2 separate regions of the Homo sapiens genome follow, and region 2 is linked to region 1. The links are chromatin contacts, found by Hi-C or POLR2A ChIA-PET in ENCODE. All regions are on one chromosome and are shown on one strand. The core of a region is the stretch at or near the end of the contact, and the rest is flanking DNA. Distances in the headings are between cores, read along the strand shown. Region 1 holds the start of LRRN1 (leucine rich repeat neuronal 1). Region 2 holds the start of TRNT1 (tRNA nucleotidyl transferase 1).

Region 1 (3,489 bases), core at 736-3,235:
GTGCCTTTGAGATATTCTGTCACATGCGGAATCATTATCCCACCTGTCTGAATTGATGTCTTGTTTTAGTCTTCAATACCTGCCTAATAATGCCTAGAGCTTACATCTGTCGTTGAATGCTTACTATATACTAAGCACTGTCCTAAGCATTTTACATGTTTACTCCCACTTAACCATCACAATCCTTTGGGATAAGTACTGATATTAACCCTACTTTAGAGCCAAGGAAATTAAGCCTTAAAGAGATAAAGTGACTTGCCATTAGGGACACAGCTCATAAATTGCAGGGCTGGGACCTAAGCAGTGTTGGCCTGGTTTCAAAATTCACACCTTGGTCCCTGACTCACACCATTCTCATGAAGTCTCTTCCAAAACCTGGAGGCTGTTCTAGATCTGGCCTCCCAAGAGCAACTCTCACCATCATTAATTGCTCCGACTGCTCCTCCAAGACCTACCTCTGTAAAGCTCCTCCTTGAAGGGCACAACCTCATCTCTCTTCCACTCCCAGGAAGGCAGGCTGGAAACCTAATAGAGACTCCCTAAGAAACCTGCATTCTATCTTTCCCTGACCATTCAATTTCCGTACTTCCACCAGAGCCCAACTTCTATCAGACAAACTCCATGCTATCTGCATGCTAACTCCATGGATAATCTGCATGAAAAGGGGGGAAAGAGACAAAATCATGTTACAAAACTTGGGCAAGGGTCTAGACTCAACTTGCTTTGAAAGATCTTAAATCTTCCCATTCATTTGTAGACAGCAGTGGGCCTTTTTCTTCCTCTGCTCTGCACGACCTTCTAGCCCAAGTGCTAGTATCACCTTTTCCTAAAGACTTTTAAGACAAACTGTGACCATTTATGTCTACATGACACAGTTTCAGGATAACAAAGTGTGAAGACACACAAAGACGTCAAACATTTATCAGAGACCTAAGCGAAACGCCAATAAATGTTACAGGGATCAAGAATATGGTTACTGACATTGAATGTATCCTGTGGCTTTGAAGAATCCAAAGGATGATTCTCGAATAATGTATCCTTCCAAATTCTCCAGAAGTTCTAAGTTTAGACATCATAATGAAATGTCACCACGTTCCTCTGCCAGAAGTTGTTCAGTACTGAGGGGCTAATGATGCTTTCGCTTAAAGCCGATTCCCCCAATAAAGGGTGCCAAGGCTTTTCTGAAGCCCTGCTTCCGGCTGGCGACTTTGAAGCTGAGACGCAGGTTCACGCGCAGTTTCCGAAGACCTATTCCGTCCCCACCCTCCTCCCCTTCCTCGGAGACACCTCCACTTAACACTGCCTTCTCAGTCCCTCGCCGCCTGTTTAAACACAACTTCCACCCCTCACAAATCAGAAAGCTGTAATTTCAAAGTTTCAGAAACGTTTTCGGAAAGCCTCCTCCAATGGGAAGCGACTTCGCCGCTGAGTTAAGCGTCCGAATCCTCCTTCCCGCGGCAGGGACACCGGCCCGGGCCAGGTCTGCGGAGGACGCCCCCGGGCGCGCACACACAGCCCGAGGACGCGCCCTGTATTTTAAGACGCAGGGTCGGATTTCACCCCGAAACTTGGCTCCCACAGCCCCAGGCCGAACTGTGTCTGGTTCTCAGCCCCCGAGCCCGAGTTCTACGCCGCAAAGAGATGGGGCCCCATTGTGCCTAGCTGGCCTCCTAGCACGGACGTGTATTTTCTTTTGGTCTGTCTTTTGCTAAAAACCGGCAGTGCGCTTCGCCTCCCTGCCCAGCCGCAGCCTGCCGTCCCCTAGACAAAAAGCGGCGACCGCGGCCCGGCCACCCGAGCCCCGCCGCGCTGCGCCTTTGTTGGGCGGTCCACAGATGGTGCCCAGCACGGGGCCGCGCCGAGGGCGGGGGCGGGAGGCCGCGAAGAGGGTCGGGCGGGAGGGGAGGAGACGGCGGAGCAGCCAATCCGCGCGCGGCCCATCAGCTGACCGCCTTTGCTTACACCAGGTGCACGCCGGCTGCGGGGAGCACAAAGCGGGGCGCACCGCGGGCGCCGGCAACGAGCCGGTGAACGAGGCGAGGCCCGTGCGCCCGCGGCTGCAAGCGCCCGCCTGGCGGGGAGAGGGGCCGACGGCGTCAGCCCGGGCGGCGGCATCCCTAGGCGCCTGGGGCGCCTTCCTCCGGACCTGGCCGCTCGCTGCCCCGCCCTCTGCACCCCACTTCTCCGACCCTCCTTCCCAGTCCTGCCTCCCCCTGCCCTGGCCTCTGAGAGCCGACTGAGCCCAGCCCCGTGCAGCAGCGGTTGCCTGTGTCGCCGCCTAGTCTCCGGTCTTGGTGCTCTCCCGGGGGTGCCCCAAGGAGCCAGTGCGCGCTGCGGGCTGGGAAGGAGGCGCCGCTCAGCTAGTCCTCCTCCTCCTCCTCGTCTTTCTCCTCCTCCTGCTGCTGCTGCCGCCGCCGCCGCCGTGGGTGCCGGGTCCGCGCGCACCCCAACACCCCCACCAGCTGGGCCTCGGGGTAAGTCCCTGGCCGGCCGCGCCGCGGCAGGAGGTGTGGGAGGCAGCGAGGGGAAGTCGAGGCAAACTTGGTGGCGTGGGAGACCCTACGGGGTCTGGGGAACCTCAGGGTAAGATCGCGGGCCTGAGGGGGACGAGGGGGCGCGGCTCACGGAGCTGGGGAAAATGACGAAGTCGGGAAACGAGAATATAGTGCCCCGTTTCCCCCCGTCCCCCTTGCCAAAAAAAAAAAAAAAAAGGTGTGGGAGAGCGATAGTTGGGAAGGCAGGCCAGATAGAAACAGGCAAAAAAAGGCAGTGACCGGAGCCGAGCCTGCTGGATTTCAGGGGCCGACCAGGGGAGGGAGGTGCCCGGGGACGGGGAGGGAGGAGGGCTGCCGGGATGTGAACCGGGGAAGGCAGCTGGGGCTGGAGAGCAGCGCGGAAAGGGGGCCCAGGGAGCTGGAAAGAGGGCCAAGAGGAGGGCAAGGAAGGTGGCGGGCGACGGGGAGAGGAAAGAAAAAGGGTGTCTTGGCGGTGGCCTTGGTAAGAGAAAGGGGCAAGGGGTATAATTGACAAGGCACTGAAAGTATTGAAGTCAGAGCCTTGGGAAGGATCTACCGAACTCTCGGCGGTCCACGCGGGGACAGACCTCAGCCCGTGAGCCTTGAGCTCCACGCGGGGACAGACCTCAGCCCGTGAGCCTTGAGCTCCACGCGGGGACAGACCTCAGCCCGTGAGCCTTGAGCTCCACGCGGGGACAGACCTCAGCCCGTGAGCCTTGAGCTCCACGCGGGGACAGACCTCAGCCCGTGAGCCTTGAGCTCCACGCGGGGACAGACCTCAGCCCGTGAGCCTTGAGCCCAGAAGGAGTGGCAGCCTCAGGACGTTTGCCAGGTGGCCTGGAATGTGAGGGAAGCCTCAGCCCCGCCAGGAACAGAGCTGGCGCTGAGTTCCCGGCTCGGCCCGGGTCAGAAGCGAGGAAAGTTTGCCGGCGAGTGTCCTTTGTGCTGCGTGGAGAGGGGTGTGGGCGGCCGC
Region 2 (3,489 bases), core at 990-3,489, 670 kb before region 1:
ATGATCTGTAGTAATACCCCTATTTTTGTTTTATTGTCTTGGCCAGTACAGGAGGAATTCTCTTACTCTCTCTCTTTCTCCTCTCTCTCTCTCTCTCTCTCTCTCCAGTTGACCTTCCATGGCCATGGGTTCTCCATCAGTGGATTCAACCAGCCACAGGTCAAAATATTAAATAAGGCTGGGGCACCATGGCGCACGTCTGTAATCCCAGCACTTCGGGAGGCCTAGGTGGGTGGGTCACCTGAGGTCAGCAGTTCAAGACCAGCCTGGCCAACATGGTGAAACCCCGTCTCTACTAAAAATACAAAAATTAGCCGGGCGTGGAGGCGGGTGCCTGTAATCCCAGCTACTTGGGAGGATGAGGCAGGAGAATCGCTTGAACCTGGAAAGCAGAGGTTGCAGTGAGCTGAGATCGTGCCACTGCACTCCAGCCTGGGCGCCAGAGTGAAACTCCATCTCAAAAAAAAAAAAAAAAATTAAATAGCAATTAAAAAACACAAAGAAGCGATATAGCATAACAACTGTTTACACAGCATTTATATCAGGTATTATAAGTAATCTAGAAATGATTTGTACTACAGAATGTGTATAGTCTATATGTAAATATTATGCCATTTTATGTAAAGAACTTGAACACTGGCTGGGGTGATGTTCTGGAACCAATACCCCATGGATACGGAAGGACAACTGTATATACACCTGCATATATAAACTATATATTTACAAGGCCAGAAATTGTTGAGGGTGCCCAGCACAGTAACTGGCACGAAGTAAGTCATCATAATAGTTGTATTAGCGTTGCCTTCATAGGTGGTGATTTGGAGAATCTATTCTAGGTGGGTACAGCAATGGAGGCTTTGGTCCAGTTTGTCTAGGGTCATGGTGGTGAGAAATAGCAGACAAGCCTGAAAGGATGATTTGGGGCTTTCCTTGCCCCAAAGAGAGAGAGAGACAGAAAATCCTTGCACCGGATGATATCAATGCTGTGCCTCTGAATGTCCATTTGGAAAGCCAGTCCTGTGCTTCCAAAAACAGGATATTCAACACCTTGAAGAGGTGTGGTAATTGCACATCTTACTTTTTACGTTTTAGGAAGTCTACAGAGAGTGGGGCTGAAAAGTTTGGGAAGAACAGGTAGGCATGTGGGGAGGGCAAAAGAACAGAAATAACATGCACAAGCATTTTTCTAGGAAAATTTTAGGGAAAGCTAAGTGATGTAAAGTTACACTTAAAAGACTACACATTTTCGGCCGGGCGCAGTGGCCGAATCCCGGCAAAAGTAATCCCGGCACTTTTGGGGGCCGAGGCCTGGGGAACACGAGGTCAGGAGTTCGAGACCAGTTGGCCAACACGGCAAAACCCCGTCTCTACTAAAAATTAGCCGGGCGTGGTGGCAGACACCTGTAATCCCAGCTACTCGGGAGGCCGAGGCAGGAGCATCGCTTGAAACCGGAAGGCGGAGGTTGCAGCGAGCCCAGATCGCGCCACCGCACTCCAGCCTGGGCGACAAGAGCGAAACTCCGTCTCAAAAACAAAACAAAACAAAAACTACACATTTTCGCACTTTAAGGGCTCAACGGCTGTATTCCCACTCCTTTGCCACTCTCTTTGCTCTTTTCCGCTCTAGAAAGAATTAATGAACTGGATCAAATCTAAGTTCTCCACGTTACAGATGGGAAGCCTCCGGGCCAAGGAGGCCAATGGTTACACAAACCAGGTAAGAAAATAAAATATGCCCAGTAAGTTCATAGGACCGGCGGGCTTAGATTTCGAATGCGCGTGACTCTGTCAACTGTGGACTTAACCCTATGCAGAGATTAGAGGAGAGAATAGTCAAACACGGATAAGTTAACATTTACCGAACAGTCCGTCCTACCCTGGGGTAGGTTTTATTAACAGTCTCGTTTTGCAAAGGAAGACAGCTGCCAGTTGTCTCAGATCGCACGGGCATGCCGCGCAGATGGGCTTCTGAGCAGCTCAGGGCCAGCCAGAGGTCTGGCGAGAAGGGCGTAATTAAACGAACCCGCGCCGGTTTCCTCAGGGCCCCCCGGGGCTCCGCTTCGCCCCAGCGGGCCTCGGCGGGGCTGGGAAACCGGCTGAGGTTCGCCTCACGGTGGGGAGGAGCGACGGGAGGCGGAAGCCCTTCGGTCCGGGCCCCGCCCCCGCACTCGCCCTCGCCCCGCCGCGACTTCCCATTCGCCGCCAACCCATGTGCGTTGGTGACGTCACCGCGTTCACCAGCCCGGAAGTGCGCGTGGCGGCGGTGGCGGCTGCGGCAACAGCGGGGCCGGTAAGCGGGCGCGCGCCGCTCAGAGGGGCAGAGTTGGTGGCGTGAGTTGCTGCCCCTTCCTTCCTGCTGTGGGCCAGAGGCGCCACCGCGCCCGGTCCTCGAGGAAGACGGGAGCGGGACGTGGCGAGAGGCCTCCTCAGCAGTGGGCAAAATAGCCCCGACGCGGAGGTCGTGTCCCCGCCACGTTTCCGGCGACCGCAGGCGCGGATTCCTTGGCTTCCCTCAGCACTTTCCCCTCCGCGCGGACGGCCCCGAGACGCTTTTTCACTGGGCCTTGTCGCCAGCACCCGGCGTGGGGGGTGAGACGCGCCTTTTCAGGGCTGGGGTTCCCCAGAGCGTTTTCCTAAGTCGAGGCGGAGGTGCGAGGAAACTGAGTGGGTCTTTCCGCCCCACGTGGCCTGCCGGGAAGCGCGGCTCCTCCACCCGCTTCCGTGGAATGGAATGGTTTTTCTCTGCAGGTTTACACCGGGGTCACTCGAGAGCTGCTGCGGCCTCCTTATGGGCAGGACCCCCGTATGGGGAGAACGAGGATGTGATATGTAGAAGGGAAGGCCGCGGTGTGCCAGAAATCAGAGGAGATTGCAAGATGGCAGGAAAAGAATCAGGAAAATGGGGGCAGCAAAACTAAATTCATGGGAAAATACAATGTCTAGGAGCTATCCCAGGGTCGTGAATCCTCGAGTGCAGGTGGGGAAGTAGGGTGATACCCACCTGTGACCATGACAAGTTTTGGAGACCAGAAACTCGGTTAGAGTTTCTAGAACCCCGCATCCCTCTCATACTGCCTGAAGCCCTGCTCTGGGGAGAGTGTCATCACAGTACCATGTGGCATGCGAGTGTCGTGGTAATGCTCCCCGACCAAACCACCAAACCGAGGGTTGGGCTGCTTATTCTCGCTGCCCAATAATGAGATGCAGATAAACTAGGAAAGAAAGGAGTTTATTTCTGTAACCAGGTACGGGGCGAAGGCGTGGAAAATATCCCAGACCGACTCAGAATTACAGAGCTTTCCAGAGCTTATATACCTTGTAAGTTGTATGTTTATGTGTAAGTGTGCATTGATCTAAAGATACAAGTGATTAACTTCTTACCCATAAGATCTGAGTCCTGAAGACCTTCCTCTGGAGCCTGAGTAAATTTACTTAATCTAAATGGGTCCAGGTGCTGGGGTGATTACCCTTATATTCTCTCCTGCTAAA

The links. A loop is a pair of places that touch in the nucleus more often than their neighbours do. ChIA-PET counts read pairs that join two places held with the same protein, here RNA polymerase II (POLR2A). Pooled maps may share reads with other maps.
Region 2: a map of CD8-positive, alpha-beta T cell shows a loop between it and region 1 (11-fold over the local background). The contact joins the promoter of TRNT1 here to the promoter of LRRN1 in region 1. A Hi-C loop is called at or near these places in 1 of 168 maps with a recorded cell type or tissue (CD8-positive, alpha-beta T cell) and 7 of 50 pooled maps. POLR2A ChIA-PET finds 5 or more read pairs at or near these places in 1 of 52 experiments (H1).

The regions. Positions count from the first base shown.
Region 1 is chr3:3,797,446-3,800,934 of GRCh38, forward strand. LRRN1 (leucine rich repeat neuronal 1) reads left to right here and starts at 1,986. Exons shown (of 2, transcript NM_020873.7): 1 at 1,986-2,474. It overlaps LOC100130207 (a long non-coding RNA gene), which reads right to left and starts at 3,430. Exons shown (of 6, transcript NR_149025.1): 1 at 3,256-3,430. RefSeq lists silencers at 1,887-1,956, 1,967-2,056, 2,197-2,306.
Region 2 is chr3:3,124,701-3,128,189 of GRCh38, forward strand. It overlaps TRNT1 (tRNA nucleotidyl transferase 1), which reads left to right and starts at 2,240. Exons shown (of 8, transcript NM_182916.3): 1 at 2,240-2,290. It overlaps LOC124909339 (a long non-coding RNA gene), which reads right to left and starts at 2,131. Exons shown (of 2, transcript XR_007095786.1): 1 at 1,860-2,131. RefSeq lists a silencer at 1,944-2,363 and enhancers at 2,571-3,301, 2,724-2,803.